Linked DNA regions of Mus musculus: region 1 is linked to region 2. A link is a contact called in ENCODE Hi-C or POLR2A ChIA-PET data. All regions are on one chromosome and are shown on one strand. The core of a region is the stretch at or near the end of the contact, and the rest is flanking DNA. Distances in the headings are between cores, read along the strand shown.

What was found. Hi-C counts contacts between places; a loop is a spot of excess contacts on that map. ChIA-PET counts read pairs that join two places held with the same protein, here RNA polymerase II (POLR2A).
Region 1: a loop to region 2 is called in a map of regulatory T cell, with 3 times the contacts of the local background. The contact joins two enhancer-like sites. A Hi-C loop is called at or near these places in 1 of 37 maps with a recorded cell type or tissue (regulatory T cell). POLR2A ChIA-PET finds 5 or more read pairs at or near these places in 1 of 5 experiments (embryonic stem cell).

Annotation. Positions count from the first base shown.
Region 1 is chr13:46,362,275-46,366,936 of GRCm38, forward strand. No RefSeq gene overlaps it. Among named protein-coding and RNA genes, the nearest start is that of Rbm24, 54 kb to the right of the region's middle. Within about 2 kb of position 1,780, at least 1 of the 3 ENCODE cell types and tissues checked has a DNase peak (open chromatin) inside an H3K27ac peak, as active enhancers do.
Region 2 is chr13:45,817,871-45,822,296 of GRCm38, forward strand. All of the region lies in intron 3 of Atxn1 (ataxin 1), which reads right to left. Among named protein-coding and RNA genes, the nearest start is that of Atxn1, 140 kb to the right of the region's middle. Within about 2 kb of position 2,786, at least 2 of the 3 ENCODE cell types and tissues checked have a DNase peak (open chromatin) inside an H3K27ac peak, as active enhancers do.

The DNA.
Region 1 (4,662 bases), core at 530-3,029, 540 kb after region 2:
GGATCCTGAGAAACTGGAGCCTCTTGCTGGGGAAATGGAAAGGTTGGAGCCCAGGGGCCAACCGGAGGAGGAGCTTGTCTCTTAGAGGTTTCATGCAGCTCTGACAACGCGTAAGGCCACCTTGCGGGAGAGACTGGAACCCAGGCAGGAACAGTCAAAGGGGGTGGTGAGCTGGACCACACCTTGACCAGGACTGCTTAGTAATTGTTCCTGTCCTTCTATTTAAACCTAAACCTTGATGTCAAGGCCCTGTAGATGGACTTGGGGGTCCTTGGACCCCTTTGTTCTTTTTCCTAATGTGGTTATGTTGAATCCATCTCCTTTCTCTGCTCTTTGGCATTATTTGCTTCTCTGTCTACCCTAGCCATAGAGATCAGGATCACAGGTAAGCAAAACACAGTAGAGCTTTGATGCCACCCCACTTTCTTGGAATGTTCTGCCTCAGTTTTATTCTGCCCCTCCTATCCAATCTAGTCAGTCAGTGTTCCCTTAGCACCCTAAGTTTTACTCTTCGTTTACACTAAACTGTGGGAGACTTATGACCTTTCATGGGAAAAGCAACAAAGCAGAGAGGCCTTTTGATGGTGAAGTCCAGCCACTGTGGAGTCCGAATGAAGGAGCGAGACACTGGGATGAGGGTCTGTTGTTCTCTACCATCCCTCTAATCTTTGGGCAATCATTCCTCCTCCACTTGATGCTGACTAGCTAAAGTCTTTGTCCCAGTGATGAGAACAATTATTCCTCTTTATTACTCCGATTGGTGGCTTGCTAGGGAATCCCTGCCTCAGTTGAATTCTCGCTGGGGTAAAATATATAATAACTCCTATTAATTTTCTCTGCATTAAGATGGGATTCCTGTGTGACTCAATCTACTTGGTGCTAACAGCTCAGCGTGGGAAGAAAGAAGGAAGAGAAGAAGAGAAAGAAGAAAGAGCCAGAAAGAAGCCATAGCCACAGACAAAGAAGGTTCAGAAGACAGTTTTCCTGGGCTCTGAAATTCTAACCCCCATCTGGGGATTTGTACAGATTGCTCTGAGAGTGTTCACATTTTGAGAAGAGATCTGACAAGTCAAGAGAATTCTGAGATGGGGCAGAGAGAGAGAGAGAGAGAGAGAGAGAGAGAGAGAGAGAGAGAGAGAGAGAGAACAGCTTATCAGCAACAGTAGAAAACCAAAGAAGGATGAGGTGGTGGCTTTCAGGGGCTTGAAATGCCGCCATGAATAAGCACCTCCTAGGTGAGATCTTCCTCCAGCCAAGAACAAAGTTAGACAGGCAGAAGTTAAGGAAGCGGAGCTAGAGAAAATGTTGGCTCGGGAAATGAATGTAACAGCTACTAGATAAAGATGGGAGGAAAACAACTTTCCCTTTCACCAAAAATCTTCTGAGAGAGGCTGTTCAGCCATCTGTTTGCAACGCTATAGAAAGAAAGCGTTTTCCTGGCTGCTGGTGGACTGATTTGATTTTTGTTGGGACTCTTGAGTCGAAGTTCCACATTTGTATGAATTCTGACTTGCATACCGTAGGGCATTGTGAGCCAATGCACAGTCAAGGTAAGGTCGGTACCTATACCACTGGACTCTAGCATAGCCCCCTAGGTCCCATGGCCTCCCTGCCGTCTTTAGGCCTAGCATCTGTCTCCACAGCAGCACGTGGTCTGGGTTGCTTCGTCTCTAGGCTTCTTGCTTGTGCGTGTTTAGTACTCTTTGTTGTCATTAAGCATGAGCAATGGATTTTTCACTCAGCAGCTTTCTCTCCCAAGCACTCTTGCAAAGAAAATGATGTGGCCAATTGTTTATTCCATGGATAGCCTTTTTCTGTCCCCAGAATGTGGCCAACATAACCATGACTCACGTTCACAGGACAGAAGGGCTGTTCTGGCTCATGCTTTTACTTCTTTGGGCCAATTGGAGAGTTATTTATAAACATTTATTGATTTGGATTCATAAACCCGAGAGAGAGAGAGAGAGAGAGAGAGAGAGAGAGAGAGAGAGAGAGAGAGGGAGAGAGAGAGAGAGAGAGAGCTTGCTGTGCTCATTGCTATGGTAACTAGCATCTCTCACATATATTGGCCAACTGTCATATCTCAGAACAGAACTCCAAAGCCTACCTGTAGCTGCTGGCTACATATTCACCCTTTTTCATTTTTCAACTGAACTTCAGTGTTCTCTCCCCCACTGGCTCCCAGTGATGGCACCACACTGGGGCAGAAGCATAACTGATTCCTGAGGTGATTCTTGGGCCTCTCTTGGGGGTATTCTCCTGATGACTTCTAATCAGTTTTCATTGTCAAAGCTAAAGAGATTCTCACCCAAAGCTGAGCTTTGCCACGTGCCCCATCAAGTTGGGGCTCTATTCTTCATCGACAAGGAAACCATATTGTAGCAGAAGTGTGGGAACAGAAGTATAAAGCAACAGAAACGTGTTCTGACATGAGTCACACGAAACAACATAGGTGAAAGTGAAACTCTACATAGAGGACGGTAGCGGCAAAGCATGCTGGGAGGAGCAAAGGCTGACAAAGAGATGGAAGTAAATAAATACTCAAAGAAATACTTCCTTTTTCCTTTATTTGTTTCCTTCTCTCCCTCCTGCCCTCCTTCCTCCTCTTTCCCTCTATCTCCTTTGCTCCCTCCCTCTCTCCTTCCATGCCTTCCTCCTTCCTCCCGCCCCTCCCTTCTTCCTTCTTTCTCTCCTCTCTCTTGAGATGAAAACCATGCCATGTCAAAGAGCTGTTTTAAGGAATCAAGAAGAGAGTTATACAAAATGCCTAGAACAATGTCAGGGATTATCCTGTGTGTGTCAGAATGGTTTCTTTGAAATAATAAATCTTGTTTTTGCCAGAAAAAGACCCTGACTTTTTGAAAGAGATGAAGATTATGCAATTTTTGGCTCTACTTTTAAAGACATAATAAAAATTTACTCACATACAACCAGGCAGAGATGTCTTCTACAAATTCAAAACTTAGGCTTACAAAAAACAAAAGCAAAAACAAAAAAAAATCTAAAACAAAAACCTATCTCTTTAGTGCGTCATTGCCTAACATTACTGTCTGACTGTTCTTTCTCCCTCCAAGTTCTGATTGTGTGTCTCTTGACTGCCTCTCACATGGCATTGACTTTGGAACATTGTCAAGCACATAGATCAATGGTTAGTCACTCTAGGCTAGCCCCATGAAATTTGATCTCCTAGACTGATACTAGGATGTATAAGCCATGTGACTTCACACAGAGATATACGTACCATTTATAGGACTGCTCCCAGGTTTATGACTTATGAACATGGGGATTTTGATAAGTTCTAACTTAAATGATTGCCATAAAAGAGGAGGAAACCAGGGTGGATGAATAATATGCTCTTACATGTTGCATCAGCAGAAATATTTCAGAGAAAGCTTTGGTTTGAGCCAGGGATGTGTCAGAATCAAAGGTTTGGTTCACATTTTTCTACATTGAGGGAGCACAAAAAAAAAAAGTTTCTACATTTGCCCCTTTGTCCTCACCCTTGTAACTCAAGTTCTAGGTCAAAGACACACATACTTTAATTGACCTAAGACTGTAACTTTGATTTTTTCAAAGTCTTCTTTTAATGATGGTTCTTAGATGCTTTAACCTCCCTTCTAGCCTACCACCCACCAGAGGTAGTGGAAAAGAAAGGGTGGGGAGGGAGTGGACCTGTTTAGAAAGGTTCTTTGTTGCAACTTCTGTCTGTGTCATCTGGAAATTGGCAGTTCAGTTCTCAGGTCAGCAGTGGCAGCTTAATCCACTCGATAATACTTTGTGGATACACCAGCGGTCTAGTTCGGTATTGTCAGGATAGCAGCAGCTGTGGCATGACCTAGAAGGGAACAGTCAGGCCTCAGCCAAATCGGCGCACATATCAGCAGGAGGGACCAAGGGGGAAGGAGAAGTTCTCTGCTGTGCCTCACTCAGTGAAGGGAAGATCAGAGAAAGCATGAGACCAGTGTGTTGCACACAGCTAGCTGGACCAGCAAGCCAATCCCAGCCTCCATCACTGTCTGTCCTATTTCTATTCCCTCCAAGAATCATGTGTCCTCCATGGGTTTTGCCTTAGCACATGAGTCTGTCTCAGCTGACATCACTCTGCCAATCGGTCCGAGTCTAAAGAATCAGCAAGAAGCTGCAGCACACCACCAGAAGTTTTTTTTGTTGCGTCTCTTGCTATGGAGTCCTGACAAAAGGAGCTCAACTACACACTGTAAGGCAGCCCAATACATGCGTGACATTAGGAAGAATCCTTCATCACATGTCCTATCACATGCTTGCTTTAGCAGAATGTCCTTTTACCTGTGTCTGGCAGTAAGATACCAAAAAGCCCATTCCTATATACAACTTCCCTAGTCTCTCAACACATATGGGAAGTGACTGACTACTCTATAAATCCAAGTTCCTGAAATCAAACCTGAGTGCTTCCTACCACAATTTCCCCCAAGCTGGACATTCAACCACCACCTAGCTAATAGTAAAACATCTTCCTTTTGCTAAATTTTGCAAAGACCTTGGGAACAGATTGTTGGAATCCCTCCCAGGGTCTTGGTAAAAAGCCAATATAGTAAAGAGACGAGGAGATGGAGCTTCTGTGACTTGAACAAACTCCTTCAGTTCTTACTGCTTAGAGCCAAGAAGACTTTATTCCACACAGGA
Region 2 (4,426 bases), core at 1,536-4,035:
CATTCATAACTACAGCAAAGTTATAAGAGAATTAAATGCTGAACATGTAGAGGACTTGGGAGACCTATGTAAACCATGCAGTCTTCTCTGGTGGAAATTAGAAGTATATACATCTATAGGAGACATGACCCGTGACAGGCTCTAAGAGCATGCTCTGAGAGCCTGGAGCTGACAGAGCACCACGCTCACAGCATTGGCCAGGGATGGAGGCAGCTCTCCAATGATACATCCCAGGTTAAAACTAACTAGAGACATGAACTCTATCCTCAGGGCCTTGTGTGACTTTTCGTTTTTTAGTTTTGTATACCCACTTTTCCTAAGTGAAATATGTATGTGTATATATATATATATATATATATATATATATATATATATATGTATTTATAACATATATTTATATTATCATAAAAGCCATATACAGTGGGTGGAGTAGAGTCTGGAGTCAGTCTTCTATCCTGTATTTCACATTACTTATGTTTTAAGAAATGCTAATAGAGTCACTGGGTGGCTATACCTGAACTTCTGAACAGTATTGTAGAGCATTTAGCACAGTCCCTGAGTCTGAGAAAAGTTCACTAGATACCAACGTGTATTTTTAGCAGGATCCTGTCTTTCAATATTCTGTGATGATCTGTGAGTCATTTTGGGCAGTGTGTGTGTGTGTGTGTGTGTGTGTGTGTGTGTATGTGTGTGTGTGTGTGTGTGTGTTGATGGCAATCTTATATGTGGTTCTCTCTGTCACAGTTCACTTTGACACAGGTCCAGAATTCACCAACTAGACTACACTGCCTGGCAAGTGAACTCCAGGGAGCCTCCTCTCTCCACCTCTGGAGCGCCAGGGCTATAAGCATACTCCATCACACCTGGCTTCCTCACACGGAGTCTGGGATTCAAATTCAGGTCCTCAAGCTTGCATGTCAAACACTTTACCAATTGAGCCATCTCTTCAGCCCTGCCCTGGAGGTTTCTAGTTTCCTCTTGGGCCCCAGTGTTAAGGTATCAAATATAAAAGAACATTTTCCCTTCTTCATATGGGAGATCAATGAAGAGCTGAGGGAACAGGAGATAGCAGAAATTAACATAGTCAGGGAGTCCACAGGGAAAAGCTGTGACCCTGCTTCCGATTTATTAATAAATGGAATTGATAATATAAAATATTAACTATAGATAGATAGATAGATAGATAGATAGATAGATAGATAGATAGATAGATAGATTGACAGATAGTTACTATTTTGATTTTAAACTTTTACAGTAGAATGAACCCATGGCTTATTTAATTGCCAGATGAAAATAGAAGTCTCCAAAGGCTGAAGATATAAAGTAGTAAACACAGGTTTTTTAAAACACATACACACACACACACCAGCCAAGATGGAGACCTTCATTTCTGAGGATCCTAGGACCCTGAAAGGCATGAACAGCATAGAGAGGCAAAGTAGTAGCTCACACATGTTATCCATACACTTGTGAGTGTGAGTCTGAGACTGAGAAGTTAAGTAGAAAGCAGGAGGATTGCCCCACGTGTAATAGAAACCTGGAATATGTAGTGAGTTCAAGGGCAGCCTGGGATACAGAGTGAAGAAATGCTTAGTGAAAAAAAAAAAAAAAAAAAAAAGGACTAGACAGGTGGCTCAGCAGCTAAGAACACTTGCTGTTCTCCCAAAGGACCCAACTTTGATTCACAGCACCCACATGGTACCCTAATCTGTAATTCTGGTTTTAAGGGTTCTGAAACCCTCTTCTGGATCCCATTGGCACTGCATATAGGTGATACCCAGTCATGCAGGCAAAACACACACAGTCACATACACATATACACATATATACACACATTATATATACATACACATGACATACATATGTACACATACATATACATACATACACACACACATATATATATATATGCACATATATCCATATCCATATACACACATTATATAGGCATACATATACACTATGTATATATACATATATACATATGTATATATATATATATATATATACACATACACAATCCTAAACAGAACATGATTCTTTGCTATAAAGGTGAATTCAAGGAATTAAACAAATGATGATTTGATTGTATGAAAAGAAGATCCTCTACGCAGCAGCAAATGAATATATATATATATATATATATATATATATAGAGAGAGAGAGAGAGAGAGAGAGAGAGAGAAAGAGAGAGAGAGAGAAGAGGGAGGAGGCGAAAAAGCAACAGATAACATGAAGCCTTTAACAGAGCCATTCTGAATAGTGTTAAGTCAAACCAGGTCCAAAGATGTGACTGGCAGAGAAACCAGGTAACTCAAGGAGCATGGGCTGCTGATAACCAATTGGCTAACACAAGACCTAAGAATGAGTTTCAGCATACAGGGAACAGATGGCTCTACAGCTAGGTAAACAAGTTCTTAACCTGTGTGTCTCTGCCACTTAGGCGTTTTTGTTTTTTTTAATCAGATATCCTGCATATAAGATATATACATTACAATATCAAAATCACAGGCATGAGATAGCAACATGACAGTATTATGTCTGGGGGTCACCACAACATGAGGAACTATATTAAAGGGTCACAGCATTAGGAAGGCTTTGAACCACTAGTATAGAGGGAGATTAGCTAGGCAAAAAGAATGGGCTCTATCAAGGGTACTGGGGCTTGGTCTGGGTCTGTCTGGGGCTAAGTGATTGTGGAATTTGCCTGGCTCCTGTGAGCCCCTGGGCCTCCCCCTCTGCACCAAATCAAAAGGAGCCAGGAAGGGATTTGGTACAGCCCAGTTAAGGACGCCAGCATTTATCCAGCCCACTGGCCAGCCCTGCAAACATTCCAGGAGGAGTCTTTGCAGTGACTCATCCGGACCTGAGGCTCCACTATAAAGGGTGACCACCTCAGCTTCTAACAATAGTTGTTTTATTTTTAACTTCAAAGCTGGCCCTTGTAACCCAGAACAAACAAAAGAGAATTACAAGAGTAAATGCTGCATGCATTGCTAACCGTTTCCAGACATCCAGGAGAGGCCCTCGTCTGCTTTTTCCTCTTCCCTGTTATTTCAGTACATCTCACAATGTAGAAAGTGACAAATGAGCGCGGGTCACATGTCAGCACCGGCTCAGACCCAAGGTCATTAGACGCCATTCGACGAGGCATGATGCGACATACATTGCAGAGATAATGCTACCCCGTGGATCACCTGGGAACGCTTCCTCCTTGAAACAGGTCTGCAGCTTTTGCATACCAACAGAGCTTTAGAGCCTAGACAATGCCAGGAGCTAGCCTCCAGTGAGCTACAGAGGGCTGGCAGCAACCCAGGCTAAAATGGGGGCGAGCAGCGGGGAGACCTTTGAACATGCAAATAGAAATGATCCTAAACAGAACATGATTCTATGCTATAAAGGTGAATTCAAGGAATTAAACAAATGATGATTTGATTGCATGAAAAGAAGATCCTCTATGCAGCAGCAAATGATGGATAGCAAAATGGAGCTGTCGGGCAAATGGCCCTGATGACAGACACAATGACTTTGAATTATAGTCCCCATTACTCACAAGCTGAGCAAATATGGTCAAGTTATTTACACACCGAGCCTCTGTTGTTTGACTCTGCAGAACGTAACTAGTATTAGCACAGAATTACTGGGCCAATTGAATGGCACATACACTCGGTATATAATTATTGTGCCTCCAGACACATGAAGTCTAGATCCAAACTCTGGAGATACAGGTTTGGAAGAAATAGGTACTGCTTTGCTTACATAGACTGTTAAGCTTCTCTCGAATAAATGGAGATGACCGAGTATCTGTCCATGCAGCAGTGAGAAACTCAGCCAGTTGAAGGGATACCATGACCAATGCAAGTCTTTTAAAGGACAACATTTAATTGGGGCTGGCTTACAGGTTCAGAGGTTCAGCCTGTTATCATCAAGGCGGGAGCATGGCAGCATCCAGGCAGGCATGGTGCAGGAGGAGCTGAGAGTTCTACATCTTCTTCATCTGAAGGCAGCTAGTGGGAGACTGTCTACCAGGCAGCTAGGACTAGGGTACTAAAGCCCCACTCCCACAGTGACACTCCTACTCCAACAAGGCCACACCTCCTAAGAGTGCCACTCCCTGGCCCAAGCATATACAAACCATCACAGGGTGTAATACTGGAACTTGGCAGAGGGTGTTATGTTAGAGTAAGACAAAGATCCTGTGGCAGGATCATGCATCTATCAAGTGGGATATTTATAAAGACATTATCTCAGAACCTAGAAAAGCATGTGCTTTGGGTTATGTCCTGATGATGCTGATGTTAGTGATGCTGACTGAGGGGATGCTGATGGTAATAATGCTGATGTTGATAATGGAACTGATGATGATAATGATGTTGATGGTGATAGTAGTACTGATGGTGGTGCTGGTAAGGACAGTGGTGATGGT